Linked DNA regions of Homo sapiens: region 2 is linked to region 1. Evidence: read pairs that join two places in POLR2A ChIA-PET (ENCODE). Cell type or tissue: GM12878. All regions are shown on one strand. Each heading gives the region's core, and the rest is flanking DNA. Links, peaks and the distances in the headings are about the cores only.

Region 1 (8,015 bases), core at 2,786-5,285:
CCTAATCTCATGTTTACTTGTAATCCCCAATGTTGGAGGCTGGGCCTAATGGGAGGTGATTGACTTATGGGTGTGAATTTCCCCTTTGGTGCTGTTCTCCTGAGAGTGAGTGCGTTCCGGTGAGATCTGGTCATTTAAAAGTGTGTGGCACCTCCCCTCCCTCTCTCTCCCTCCTGCCCCACCATGCGAAATGCTTGCTCCCCCTTTGCCTTCCGCCATGATTGTAAGTTTTCTGAGGCTTCCCCAGAGGCAGAAGACACTGCTTCCTAGAGTCTGCAGAACTGTGAGCCAATTAAACCTCTTTTCTTTATAAATCACCCAGTCTCAGCTATTTCTTTATAGCAGTGCAAGAAAGGATTAATATAGTCATAAAGCTGAAAGGTGTTCAGGATGTCATTGGCATTCAGTGAATGCTGTTAGAATAAATGAAAACATGGGAATCATGTAGGTCTCTTCTAAAATGTGTGTGTGTGTGTGTGTGTGTGTGAATACATGCTTTAAATCAAAGAGAAGGTGCATCTTTCACTCTCTCCTCTCTCATTTAACATTCTGCAACTTTATTAAGACTCCACTCATTCATAATTTGTTCAGATGGAATTTACATTTAGAGTTTACTTGGGCTTACCAAGATGATTTTCTGAGTCCTTCCTCTGAGACAGTGTAAGTTCATAGGTAAATGGGAACACAGGGAAAAATTTAAAACCACTTAAATGTACTAGCTTTTATACCAGCACAATATACTACTAATTCATCCTTATACATTAATTACAATAACATTTTAACAACTGTATCAGGGTTCAACCAGAGAAGCAGAACCAGTAGAAGACAGATATTAAGAGGCTTATTGCAGGGAATTGGATATGTAACCATGGGGCTGGATAGGCTAGTCTGAAATTTGCAGGGCAGTCTCCAGAAGGGGCTGGAGTTGCTATGCACTGGCAGAATTTCTTCAGAGAAGCCTCATTTCTGCTTTTAAGATCCTTCAACTGACAGAATCGGGCTGCCCCAGATTATCTCGGATAATCTCCCTTAACAAATAAAGTCAACTGACTACGGAATTGACTGACATCTACAAAATACCTTCCCAGCAACCCCTAGAGTAGGGTTTGACTGAAACACTGGAGCCTGTAGCCTCACCAAATTCACACATCCAAAGGCAGTTACAAGAACCTTTACTAATTACCATGTTTTTAGTCTATTTTATGTTTCTATTTGTATTTTAAAATAAAAAATAATTTATCTAGAAATAAGCTATTGAATACCTAAGATGTTTTAATCATCCGAATGGACTTCCCTTCAGTTGGCAGGGAGGTAATATGACACTAGTTACTGGTATTTCCTTGCTTTTCTGTTATCTTCAGATCTCTATTTATTTCTGTTTCTCTCTCCCTTCATGTTCCAGGTGTAAGTATCTCCGGTTGACATTAACCTTGAGCCTCAGTCACCTTACCGGAAAATGAGGATGATTACAAAGTACTGACGTCATAGGGTGGACTGGAGGATGAGATGAATTAATGAAAGCACTTGGATGAGGGTCTGGTAGGCAATGAGTGGTGCCCTCTTTGTAGCAGTAGGAATTGCTCATTACCCTCTGGTTAATTTCCTCTGGCCATGACCATGCGTATGAGTGACAGAGGTCTTTCCAGAAGACATCCAGAGACTGTGGCATCACGTGTTGAAGAATTAAAACATTAGTATATACCAATGCCTTTCTAATGTAAAATGTGTCATTTTCAAAGACCTGTTTTCCATTACCTTTCTGGGCTGCTAGAGACTCATGCATTCCTCCCGGCTGTCAGCTGGACTGGCTTTTGAAAATTCATGGCAGCTTTGCTGTCAGGCCAGGTGGATGGTCTTTCACAGGGAGGGACTTTCTTGCCACAAAATTTGACATGGTCACACTGCTCCTCAACACTGAATGCGTTCAAAGACCCTGATAGGCAGCAAGACAGTTTTACTAGGTAGCTCCCTTTTGAGGTGGAACTCACTATCAGGAGAACAGCAAGGAAGAAATTCACCCCCATGATCCAATCACCTCCCATTAGGCCCCACCTCCAACACTGGGGATTACTATTCAACATGAGATTTGGGCAGATCCAAACTATGTAAATAAGTAAGTGTGTTTTATTGTCATCTTGGGTTGGAGGAAGATACTAAGACGCAGAGAAAGGGCCTTTTCCTCTAGCCTCAGCTCTAGAATTAGACAAAGCAGGCCAGACATCTAGGCCTTTGCCCACCAGCTCTGGGTAAAACATGACTGTTACTGAGCACTAAACTCACTCTTCTTTCTAGGTGGATACCAACACTCAAGCATAGGTGAGGTTGTGGGGAAAAACCCTGATTTTCTTCCCCAATTCTTTTTCCCTGGCACTGCTGGCAATGGCAGGAAGACACATTCAATTTGCCAGCGGGAATGCTTTCCTAATTTGCTTTTCGAAGAGTACAGCAAAATTTCTTCTGGGGAAAAGAGTGACAGTCGCTGCCATGTAAACAGGAGGCAAGGGCTTGCGGCACTACCAGAGCCTCCTCTTTGCAGAACGCTCTGAGCTGCTTTGAGGCTTGTGAGGGGAGGGGTGTGAGTGGTGAGGAGGATGTTTTCTTTACACATCCACCTCCATAAACTGTCCGTGCCATCTGGTAGAGACTGTATATGCTGTTGTCCCAGACGCAGGAAGAATCATCTCTTCTGCGATGATGTCTTGACGGAGAGCTCCCATGTCAGAGCTGCTGACTGTGTACCTGCAGCCAGCAAAGCAGGTCCCCTTCCTTTATCTGCTTCTTCCTGTCCGCAGCCCCTTGCATTTCCACCTCAACCTGAGACGGTGAAGCCCTCACTCACATGGGAGAATGCAGACTTGCCCCTGCGTGCATTGCCATACTTCCTAGAGGAGAGCTCAAAGCAGAGCAGGGGCTCAGCAAATGTTGGTTGAATAAATGAATTAATGGATCTACTAAGGTGTTTCTAGGTTCACCCAAATGAATAGTTTACGAAGTTTCTAAGGGCCAGGTGTGGTGGCTCACGCCTATAATTCCAGCACTTTGGGAGGCCAAGGTAGGAGGATAACTTGAGCCAAGGAGTTCTAGGTTAGATTGAGCTGTGATTGAGCCACTGCACTCCAGCCTGGGTCACAGAATGAGACCCTGTCTCTAAACAAGCAAACAAACAAACAAACAGAAGTTTCTTAGGACCCAAAGCCACTAGGAACAAGAATTCAGCCAGGTGCAGTGGCTCACGCCTGCAATCCCAGCCCTCTGGGAGGCTGGGACAGGTGGATTTTTTGAGCCCAGGAGTTCAAGACCAGCCTGGGTAACATGCTGAAACCTCACGTCTACAAAAAAAAAAAAAAATTAGCCTGGCATGGTGGTGCACACCTGTTGTCCCAGCTACTCAAGAGGCTGAAGTGGGCAGACTGCTTGAGCCCAGGAGGTCCAGGCTGCAGTGAGCTGAGATCATACCATTGCACTCCAGCCTGGGTGACAGAGCAAGACCTTGTCTCCAAAAAACAAACAAACAAACAAAACCTGAATTCAGAAATGGTTGTCACAGATGAAGTATGTAATAATGGAAGAGCATTTCTGACTTAGAAGAACAAGTACCTAGAAACAATGTCCATGTTACAAGGGAAAGGCACTGCTACTGTGGTGATGGATTTTGGTGGCATTAAAACCAAATGATTTATGTATTTAGATAATGAGACTGTATCATCCTGCTTTTCATTTAAAGGCTGTTATTTAGTTTAATGATAACTTCAAGCTAGAAGGTAGGACTAGGAGTGCGGATTAAGTATTGAGCAATGGTTAAGAAAAGAGTTGATGGTAGGTACCATGAAGAGTAATCATGAGATGAAATTTTCAAAGGTCACTCTGTTTAATTCTAATCTGAACAATCAATGCGTTAAATTATCTCAATAATTTATTTAAATCAACACTCATATAAATAGGGGTGAGTACATCGATTTTGACCATTTCCTGAGTTCCAATTCACATAAGTGCTTGTGGCCAGAGGTAGGTAGATGGAGAAAATATTTTACCCTCTTCAAGAGCTTTAGCCTGAATACTAGCACAGGTGTTTCAGTGGTGTCTGAAAGTCAAAGTGAAACTGTATTGCTTGTGGCTATCTAGTTCCTGAATTATAAAAGAAACTGCTGATCTTCATTGCTGTCTTTTGAATATTTTGTTACTGACAGATCAAATATTCACTAGGCTTTATCAAGTATGCCTGTGTGTGTATTCACATCATTAAACTAATATTTACTGCACACTCCTCTAAGTACTATATGTGTGTTGACTTATTTAATTCTCTCAACAGTCTGTGAGGAAGTCCTTATCATTCTTTATGTTAAGATAAGGACCAGCCTGGCCAACATGGCGAAACCCTGTCTCTACTAAAAATACAAAAAATTAGGCCCAGCGCAGTGGCTCACGCCTGTAATCCCAGCACTTTGGGAGGCCGAGGCGGGCGGATCACCTGACATCAGGAGTTTGAGACCAGCCTGGCCAACGTGGTGAAACCCCGTCTCTATTAAAAACACAAAACAAAATTAACCAGGTATGGTGGCGGGTGCCTGTAATCCCAGCTACTCAGGAGGCTGGGCAGGAGAATCGCCTGAACCCGGGAGGTGGAGGTTGCAGTGAGCCGAGATCACACCACTGCACTCCAGCCTGGGCGACAGAGCGAGACTGTCTAAAAAAAAAAAAAAAAAAAAAAAAAAAAAAAAAAGATAAGGAAAGGGAAGTACCGGGAGGTGATCACACAGTCCTAGTTCCACACTCAACACTGACTGCCACAGCCACTGCTGTACAGGGAGGGCCACTGGCTGGCCTGTCTACACGTGTTCTTCCAGGGAAATGATGCAACTGTCAGACGACATTCAGACCCTGATAGGGTATCATCCACAAACATAACCTGGAGGCACAGTGTACCCGCTTCAGCTTTTGAACTCTGCTTACAGTATTATTGGAGTGGTCAAAATGGGGATGGCTTCTACAACAAAACCTCTAAAAGCAAAGGAACAGGATTTGTCACAACTCCTGGTGTCCTCAGGGACAAATGCACCGTGGTGATGCTGAGGGCTGGAACCCCGGCTGCGCCTGTTCCGCTGCTGCAGTCTCACTTTGTCCCGTCCCTGACTGGGAATGAAACACTTGCCTCCAGCTGGGATGTAAACATTTTGGAGTCTTTCGATATTTGTTCCAATTTAGCCAGTCATCATTGACATTTTCCTGGAAATTTGCACAATATTCTTTCATTTAACACTGGGATGAATTCCAAATGAAGAAGGCTCACTATTCTTGTGTGTTTTTTAAAAAAATTTTGAACCTCTCCCTCCATTTTTAGATGAATAAATGTGAAGAAAGAGACGAAAGAACATAGAATTTAGAAAAATGATGTGGATGTATTAACTATGCCTAAGTTACCAAACCGAGCCTCCTGAAGACTCTACGTTGGTCACACCCATCCATGTCATATTCAGGCAGGGCGGCCGCAAGTGGATGCCGGCGTGCTTCTGACTTCGGGTTTTCTCTGAAAGCCATTAAGAACAGGAAACGAAGGATGTTACGTCGTGATGACGAACCTAGAACAGCTTCTAAAACAAACAAGTTACATAGTGATGAGGAACATAGCAGAGCTTCTAAAACAAAGGAAGTTACCTAGTGATGAGGAACATAGAAGAGCTTCTAAAACAAAGGAAGTTACGTAGCGATGAGGAACATAGAAAAGCTTCTAAAACAAAGGATGTTACGTAGTGATGACGAACAAGAACAGCTTCTACGTCTTCTCTGAGAAAACACCAAATGGCGGATAACGCCGGTGCAGCGGGGGCCGGAAGCCCCGGGGGACCCTGGGATGGGGAACTGCGGTGGTTTCCGCTGAGGTTTCCGCAGTGGCATGCGGGCCGGGGTCGCGGCCGTGGATCTGGCCGTGGACCGGGCCAGGGCCGAGGCTGCGGAGCTCGCGGAGTCAAGGCCAAGGATAAGGGGTGGACACCCATTACCAAGCTGGGCCTCCTGGTCAAGGACATGAAGATCAAGTCCCTGGAGGAGACCTATCTCTTCTCCCTGCCCATCAAGGAATCTGAGATCATTGGCTTTTTCCTGGGGGCCTCTCTCAAGGACGAGGTTTTGAAGATTATGCCGGTGCAGAAGCAGACCCGCGCCGGCCAGCGCACCAGGTTCAAGGCATTTGTTGCCATCGGGGACTATAATTGCCACGTCGGTCTGCGTGTTAAGTGCTCCAAAGAGGTGGCCACTGCCATCCGCGGGGCCATTATCCTGGCCAAGCTCTCCATTGTCCCCGTGCGCAGAGGCTACTGGGGGAACAAGATCGGCAAGCCCCACACCGTCCCTTGCAAGGTGACAGGCCACTGCGGCTCTGTGCTGGTCGGCTTCATCCCCACGCCCAGGGGCACTGGCACCGTCTCGGCGCCTGTGCCCAAGAAGCTGCTCATGATGGCTGGTATGGATGTCTGCTACACCTCAGCCAGGGGCTGCACTGCCACCCTGGGCAACTGCGCCAAGGCCATCTTTGACCTTACAGCTCTAAGACCTACAGCTACCTGACCCCCCGACCTTTGGAAGGAGCCTGTATTCACCAAGTCTTCCTATCAGGAATTCACTGACCACACCTGGTCAAGGCCGACCCAGAGTCTCCGTGCAGAGGACCCAGGCTCCAGCTGTGGCTACAACACAGGGTTTTATACACAAAAAATAAAGTGAATTAAGCCTGTGGGGGAAAAAAAGAAAAAAGAACAGCTTCTAAAATAAAGATTGATTATAATAGGCTGGGTGAGACTTCTGACAAATCCAGACATGAGGCAATAGGAATTCTCCCTGAGTTGAGAAATACAGTCCTAACTGTTTATTCAGTCAAGGAGGATTACACAGCAACACGCTAGAAGAAGATTTAAGGATGAAAAGTCCACATGATGAAAGAGGAAGTGTCACCTTGGAGGGTCTGGCATTCAACATTGGATTAAACTGAAGCCCAGGAATTCCTACAAAACATCCCCCCACCTAGTACTAAGTAATCTTCACTATCTGCCTGACAATGGAATGTAGGAATTGTGTCACACCCAGAGGGTGCAGGTGGAGTTTTCTCAGGATGCCGCAGTGCAGGGTCAGTGTGGGATTTAATAATATTTTGAGAATAAGAAGAATCAAGTTGGGAGGTTTTAGGAATAGTGAAGTTACCTCCCATAAAGTCCCTTTCCCAAGATTGCAGATATCATCATGTACTTAACAAAACCCTACTAATCAGAGATATGTATTGTACAAATGAAACCTTGGGTGGACAACAAGAAGTGTGAAAAAAGTTGAACTCAGGTCAGGCACGGTGGTTTACGCCTGTTATCCCAGCACTCTGGGAGGCCAAGGCAGGCAGATCATGAGGACAAGAGATCAAGACCATCTTGGCCAACATGGTGAAACCCTGTCTCTACTAAAAATACAAAAATTAGCCAGACTTGGTGGCGGGTGCCTGTAGACCCGGCTACTTGGGAAGTTGAGGCAGGAGAATTGCTTGAACCCGGGAGGTGGAGGTTGCAGTGAGCCGAGATCGTGCCACTGCACTGCAGTCTGGCAACAGAGCAAGACTCCGTCTTAAAAAAAAAAAAAAAAAAAAAAAGTTGAACTCAATAGAAACCAAAGAAAGGCAATGTTAAGTAATTTTCCACTTGCCAATTTGGCAGAGAGTAAAAAGGAACAATAATGACCAGTATTTGTGAGGGTATCAGGAAATGGCAGCTCATATGGTAAAAGTATAAACTGATGTGATCTGTCATTCATTGCCTTTTCAAAAAGTATAATATATAAATATATATAGCAGTGTTTAAAACTGTAACATTATTTTTATTGCCCAGGAAGTTCAAATAAAAATAAACATCTTCATAGTAAGAAAATGGTACAATGGGCCAGGTACAGTGGCTCATACCTGTAATCCCAGCACTTTGGGAGGCCGAGGTAGGCAGATCACCTGAGGTCAGGAGTTTGAGATTAGCATGGCCAACATGGTGAAA
Region 2 (8,015 bases), core at 2,895-5,394, 260 kb before region 1:
AGAGAAACATAGTGGGCTATAGTCTTAATCTAATCCAACTTCCTTTTTAGCAATTCTTTGTCAAAAAACTGAAACTTTTTCCAAAGAAAATCCCATTTCCCAACACATCATCTACCTCTATCTCTGTCTTTTTTCAATACAAAATGTCTCAAGTCCAAATATCAACTCTTTCTCAAAGCCTAAGATACTAACTACTTTCTTCTTCCCCAAACCAACTTCTTCTCTCCTTGAGCCCTGCACCTTGTATATACCTCTGCTATTGAACTAAGGCATGAGGCCTTTTTCTCTAAGTATTTTCTGTACATGTACGCAAATCTCCCCAATAACCTGATAAACTGAAGACAAGAACACTTCCCCATCCCATAGCTGAACATGACAGAGCTTATTAATGACATATTAATAACACGAAATCAAGTATAGCTATAGATTGATTTGAACAGAAACGAATTTTTTTCTTTGGTTTTGTCTTTTAGAGGGGATAGTGGAAATCCAATATAATATTTTAAATAGTTCTAAAATACAGAAGATAGCCCCTTAATTAGTATAAAATCAATATGCCCAAATGAAATATTATACACATTATAACCTTAAATCAATAGATTTAAAACTGAAAGAATTATGGTTTTTAAAAAAATGGTTCTAGTTTTGTGACAGGATTCTAAATATCAATTAAAGGAATAAAAAGGACTAAAAATTTGACGTTCAGAGAAAATCTCTTGACAAGACTCACTATTACGGCTGAAATGCTGTCTTTACAAAAGTGGGTTTGGTCATGATTTATTTCATGGATAACCTATTTCAAGGATAATCATTAACTACCTGAAAGTCTAAGAGCTGAATCAGCTAAACAACGATACCTTTAAATGAATATAGTTGCTAAATGAAGATCAGAAACTACAGAAATCAAAATTTTAGATTACACAGACATGACAAACCTCCAGATTAGTAAAACAGCAGCTATTAGAAAGTAAAGAGAAATTTCATTATTCTGTGAAGAACTTTCCTTTTTTTTGTGGGCGGGGGAGGAAAAAGAGAAACTCAATTATCTGCTCACCTATTATTCACTCACTCGGTGAATATTAATTAGGCCTTACTATGTTCCTCCACTATATGCCAGGTACCTCTCCAGTCCTGGGAACCCAGCAGAGAGCAAAATACAACCTCTGCCCGCATGAAGCTCACATCCCACTGAAGAAAGTAGAGTGTAAATCGATATACTTCCTAAGATGTTAGGTGTGGCTAAAAAGTGTTTTAAAACAGGATAGGAAAGATGAAGAGGAACAGAGAAGTAATGGGGAGTGGAGGCAGGGAACTGCTACTTCTCCAAAGTAGTAGAGGAAGGCCTCGCTAATAAGATGACATTTAAGTAGAACCCTGGAAGGGTCAGGAGCCACGTGGCTATCTGAGGGAAAGCATTTATAGAAGAGGGAAGAGCAATTACAAAAACTATTATTTGGTAGCAAGAAAGCCAGTGGAGCTGGTTCTGAGGGATGGAGTCAGAAAGGAGTGGTGGGCCAGATCAGTTAAGGCTTTGGGTCGTCATAAGGAATTGTCCTCTGCTGAAAGCCACTGGAACATTTTAAACAAGTATCAAAATTGGTCTGTAGAGAACTGATGGTAATGTGCAAAAGTGGAAGCTAAGAGACAGAGGACTTTACTGCAGTAATCCAGGCAGGACAGAATGGTGGGCTTAACTCAGGTATTCAGATTCTGTATAGGTATTCAAGGGAGAAATGACAAATTTTGCTCAGGGATTATATCCACATATGAGCAAAAGAAAGGAATCAAGGCTGACTCTAAGGTTTTTGCCTGATCAACGATCAACTTGAACAACAAAGTTGACATTTACCGAGACAGGCAAGACTATAGGAAGAACATATTTGGAAGGGGAAACAAAGAATGAAGTTTGGGACATGTTCAGTTGGAGACATTTATTGTCACCCAAGTGAAGACATCAAAAAGGACACTGGATACAGGTAAGTTCAGAGTTCAGGTTATATGTCTGGTCTGGAAGTATAAATTTGGCAGGCATCAACAAATAGATGGCATTTAACAATCACAAATGGGATATATTTCATGAGGGCTACTGTCAGTCCTGGGGTTCCACTCCTGAAGAGTTAGGAAGATAAAGAGAAATTAGCAAAGGCGATTTACACTGTGCTAAGAGAGTAAATCCTAATGGATCTAACTCTAAAGGCACTGTGTTCTAGTTTAAGAGAGTTCTCTCTGACTCTAGTCAGAAAAATAACAGCTGCTGTGAGAATTAAACAAGCATTAAGCAGAGCATATGGCATATAGCACTCAATAAATATTAATTTCCTTTTCTCGCTTCACCACAAAGGAATTCCAATGTTTCACCCTGCGTACTTGTATTTGAAACTCTTGCTATCTCAACAACTCAAAGCCCCATGCTAATGTCATTAGCTAATCTTTACATGGCCCAATGGACTAATCACAATTTACACCCCTAATCTAAGATAGCTGTCCTGCATATATAAGCATTAGTCACATGCCATCAGAACTAAAAGTGAAGATGTTTCAGTGCAAATCCATCACCCCATTAGATAAAAAATAATCAGCAACATCACCTCATGTGCATTGGGAGGAGGGGCTATAAATGTTTCCTGTAAACTAGCCACTCAGCAGCCATGGCATAATTCTATGAGTCTGTTAGAAATGCCGGCTCTCAGGCCCTACCCTTTACCTGATGAATCAGAATATGCAAGATGTGATTAACAATATCTCTAAGTGATCTGTTTGAACATTACCGTTTGAAAAGCACTGCTCTCAGTCACTCAACTGGCTTCACCAGGTCATTAGATCTTTTTATATACCTCCCTGAAAAGCTAAAGACCTTGTGTTACAAATTCTTCCTTAGCCTTGGTAAGCATCACTAGCTAAGAGTAACAGCAGTTCCTAGAATGCTCTGTGCTTCTGCTTCCAGAACAGGGCTAGTACTTTTAGCTCTTACTTCCCAGATGTTTCCCCAAATGAAATTACCTTCATTTGTTTTACCAATTTAGTTTACTCAACCACAATATTTTTCAGAAGATTACCAACGTATCATTTTAACCTATACATGAGTATTCTCCAAAATCATTTAATATCAACAAATATCAGTTTCAAAACAGGCATCAGAGGACATTTTGTTAAACTTAGGAAATCTCTACATAGATTCATATTTATTTTCCAACATCCAAACTACCTACTTGGTCAGTGGCAACTCAAAAAAACCACTTTAAAGGCAAAAAGTTTCAGAGTCCAAATTCTACTTCAATTATTAGTGGGCTAGCAACAGACAGAGGGCAGCATAACCTTACATTTATATAAACCAAAGAAGAAATTTAACATCAATGAAATAGCATTTTTGTTTAGATCTCATTTTAAAGTACTTAGTCAATTAATCAAAACAAATATAATCATCTAAAAACAAATACCTTAATTACAATCTCCCACAATGATCAAAATTGTTTTAATAAAGTTCCAAGTTATATATTTAAAATAACTACCAAAAATTAGATAATTGATTTGTTTTTAAAAACGGAAACAATAAAACAATAACTACCTTTAAAAAAAAAAGCATGGAAAATTAACTTTACATTATTCTGGCACTAAGTAAAATAAATTACTGATTTCTTTTTGGTTCCTGTCCAAATAAGCACATAGATGAAAAAATACAATCAAAAACTACATGATGCAACTGATAGGATAAGTTTTCCATCAATACTTCGACCCATAGATAGATTGACCATTTGCAATACTTAATAGCAAGCAATTGTAGCACCACTAATTTTTCATTTATATAATATTAAGGAAGACACCCATATTTTAAATTCAATTCCTTTCTTAAGAGACTGGAATTCTTCCATTCTTGATGCTTATGCCTTGAAAAATTGTCACTCTTCAAAACAGAAAAGGACTTCAGAAACATAATGACTAGTGAATACAAGTTAAAAATTAAAAGTAACACAAGTGATGTTATTTTCCTTAAAGCAAAATACTATATTTAAAATGCAGTGTTTTATCCGTTTTCCTGGATCACCTGATAATACATTGTGTATATAAGTGATACTTAGAAAATGGAGTTTGGGCCAGGCGCGGTGGCTCATGCCTATAATCCCAGCACATTGGGAGGCCAAGGCAGGCAAAACAAGAGGTCAAGAGATCGAGACCATCCTGGCTAACATGGTGAAACACCATCTCTACTAAAAATACAAAAATTAGCCGGGCATGGTGGGGCACACCTGCAATCCCAGCTACTCGGGAGGCTGAGGCAGGAGAATGGCTTGAACCCAGGAGGCGGAGGTTGCAGTGAGCGGAGATCACGCCACTGAACTCCAGCCTGGTGACAGAGCAAGACTCCAACTCAAAAAAAAAAAAAAAAAAAAGAAAATAGAGTTTGGACTATATGCTCTACAGAATTCTAGGAAACAAAGCTGCAAATGTTTAATAACTAAGGGCAACAAAGAGGCATAAGGAATAGTTTTCTAGTTTTCATAATTTCTCCCATACCTGCATTTTAGTGTGTCACTCCTTTGTTTTGGTAATAAGTACACCACGAAACACTGATGTCTGAATGATCTGAGATATTTTTACCACTAACATTCAAATTCAGAGATAACCTCACGTTTAAAAATACAGTCAGTAAGAAGATTTTAAAGAAATATTTACACATATTAAAATCACTTTTAACAGACTTCATACAATGGAATATTTTGTAATAAAAGTTAACAAATTAATGCTATAGGCAACAATAGTTATGAACCTCAAGAAGGAGTTGAGAGAGTACATACTTTATAATTTCATTTAAACAACATTCAAAACAGGCCAATTGATCTATAGTGACAGAAGTCAGAAAGGAGTGTGGCTTGGAGAAGGAGGGAGAGGTAACAGAGAAGGGGTCTTTGGAATGCTGGTAACATTCTATTTTCTGTTATGGGGGTGGTCACTTTTTAAAGACAGATGCATTCACTTAGTAGAAAAAGCACTGAACTATGTACTTTTCTGAATGTATATGAAAGTTTAAAAAAAAAAAAAAAAGCCTTTACAGAATTAATGTTTTTTTCTGATAGCATTTTAAAAATCATTTAAAAATTTAAGTGTTCTAGTTAAACTAACAGTGCACAATTTCAGAAACTGTAATTGGCAAACACACAGAAGAGACACCAGCCTTAGGCACTTTCAAAAAGTGCTTCTTTTTAGTAATTTCCCGGCCATATATTCTCACAATTATCTTTTCCGTGTACTACTCTTTTTATCCATTCTTTAGTTAAAAACAATGAAACTCGTGAAACTATAATATTTTTAAATTATGCTTATAATAAAAACATGTTTAAGCATTCAGCCTTTGAACTAGTAATGCCACTAGGAATTTAAGAATCCAAAATATGAGTAAACATGCGTAAGTAGCAATTCAGCATAGTGTTATTTATCAAAATACCAAAAAAAGAAAAAAAGAAACCTAAAAGCTTAATTTCTGGAATACTTGTGGAAATCATAGAACATCTTGCTGGTAAAATATTAGTACCCATTAAAATTTATGAAGTGTTTAATTAAATGGAAAATGTATGTTAGATAATAAGAAATGGTTAAAAAAAAAAAAAAGAGAATAAACAGGCCAGGTGCAGTGGCTCACGCGAGTACTCCCAGCACTTTGGGAGGCCGAGGCGGGCACATCACCTGAGGTCAGGAGTTCAAGATCAGCCTGGCAAACATGGCGAAATCTGGTCTCTACTAAAAAAAAAAAATACGAAAATTAGCTGGGTGTGGTGGCTCACACCTATAATCCCAGCTACTTGGGAGGCTGAGGAAGGAGAATCACTTGAACCTGGGAGGTGGAGGCTGCAGTGAGCCAAGAAAGTGCCACTGCACTCCAGCCTGGGTGACAGAGTGAGACTCCGTCTCAAAAACAAAACCAAAACCAAAAAAAAAAAAAAAAAAAAAGAATAAATAACTTTTATAGACGCTGTCAATTGGACTTAAAGCAGAAAAGAAAAAAGCCTCAAAACTAACTTGAAATTATAAATGAATTTTTATTCTTCTTTGTACATCAAAATGTTTTTTAAATGAACATTTTATTTTCTGAATAAAAGTTAAAAACTGAAAACACCAAAGCTTAAGAAAAGAAAGGTCTAGGTAAAATAGAAAAGTAGGAAAAAGAAAAGTACTAGAATAAAGACTAGCACAGAAGATAGTTTATTGCTATCATGGGCAGAAAAGCAGCTTTGTGAAAGACACCTAAAGCAACACGTTAATTAAAAAAACAACTTTCAAAAGACATACTAAGGTATGAAATCATATATTACGTAACTCAAACTACAAATATGGTTTAGACATAAAACAAGTTACCAAATATTAACTAGATGAATCAAATAAAAATCAGGATATTTAATCCTACCAAAGATGACTTCTGAAATTCTTTTGATCAGGTGCTAAAATAAAAATATTAAGCAATTAAGTTGCTGACAGAAAGGAAATAGTGGGATACCTTCAAGAGAAATGCATGGGACCAAAAAAAAAAAAAATCCCTTAAGTTACTAAAATATGCAACACACCAGCAATATACATAAAGTACAACAAATACAAGAAATAGGACAGTCCTCAGAAACCAACTTGACCAATACTTAGAAACTAAAGCACTGCTAACAGTATTTTGAATAGATAAAACAAGAAAAAGAAAAGGTTCCATGACATTAAGATATGCTAACTATAAAATAATTTCTGGAGCAGCAATGGAAACTATTGTTTGTATTCTGTGTGTCAAGGAACCTGGGAAATAGTGAATAAGTAAAGAACTCTGACAACACGTACCTAGCTGAAGAGAAGGAAAGGCTACTCTTGATATTAATGATAAGAACCAAGACACACACTGCAGAGATAAGATCAGTAGGCTTTCAATGCCCTCCAATCAATTAAAAGATACAAGTGTACCAATTATATATGTATATATGTATGGAAAAATGTATTCGTATATTAAGACATAATCTCTTCCCTCAAGTGATCCCAAAGTTATTAAAGAAACCAAAGAAGTCAAACATATACATGTATATGTATATGTATACGTAGATGTAGATGTAGATGTATATGTATATGTATATGTATATGTATATGTATATGTATATGTATATGTATATGTATAGATAACAGCCAAGTCTTGTCTTTTACAAAACTAAGTTCCATGAGGCCAGGGACTAATTCTAACCTATTCAGTTTTACATCCAGCAAGTAATACTGTTAGTCCACTGTAAGCAATCAATAAATTATTCACTGAATGAACAAGGAATAAACAAACGTACAGACTGCAATAAAACATATGCAATAAAAGCAACAGCACGATTAAAAAATAATTTCCCATCAAATGATTTGTCAAAATTGTTCAAAATGTTAGCCATTTCTCAATTTCTACATTTCCCATATAACCTGTTACACTTATTTTGAAAATGGCCTAAAGCACAATACCTTCACACCATGAAAAGAGCAGAAGAAATTTACAACAGAGCATTTATTTATAATAGTCTGTAAAGTACAAATGAGCAGCATTGCCTGCCTTACCTTTTCAACAGGGAGAAGCGTTTGTAGCAGTCGAACTGCAAACAGGGAAATGCTGATAAAGGCCATTCTGTGGTGCACAAGCATCACCTCTGGCTGCTCCAAACTGATACTACTTTTATGGTAGCACATGGTTTCTCCAAGGGCTCCCAACACCAGGAGTAGTTTCTCCTTCTGAAAACATTTACACAACATGAAACAGAAGAAAACAACCAATTTTAGGGGCCAGTATACAAAAGCCATGGAGAACAGTTTAAAATATTATCATTTTCATTAAATAGGAAAACAAATCAAAACAGAATTTATTCCTGTGAGAATTACCAATGCCTGCTGACATAATTTAAAAAGCACAAAAGAATGATAAACCACCTACATTTTAAAAATACAATAATCTTTTAAGTATTTAATATGATGAATCTTAACAATGAATAAATACAAACAATAGAATATAAAAGGTAAATGAACCA

The links. ChIA-PET counts read pairs that join two places held together with the same protein. Peaks named below come from ENCODE experiments on the same cell type or tissue, not always from the same donor. Only the 100,000 strongest peaks of a DNase experiment are listed, where the experiment ranks them.
Region 2: POLR2A ChIA-PET joins it to region 1 with 5 read pairs; 3 of 35 experiments call an interaction of 5 or more read pairs at or near these places.

What each region holds. Positions count from the first base shown.
Region 1 is chr18:70,424,435-70,432,449 of GRCh38, forward strand. It overlaps the pseudogene RPS2P6. Among named protein-coding and RNA genes, the nearest start is that of LINC01910, 44 kb to the left of the region's middle. RefSeq lists an enhancer at 5,857-6,026. In GM12878, for the core only: no CTCF peak of the experiment used is centred there; a DNase peak (open chromatin) is centred at 4,077.
Region 2 is chr18:70,169,124-70,177,138 of GRCh38, forward strand. It overlaps RTTN (rotatin), which reads right to left. Exons shown (of 49, transcript NM_173630.4): 11 at 7,552-7,722. Among named protein-coding and RNA genes, the nearest start is that of RTTN, 33 kb to the right of the region's middle. In GM12878, for the core only: a CTCF peak has its summit at 3,309; no DNase peak of the experiment used is centred there.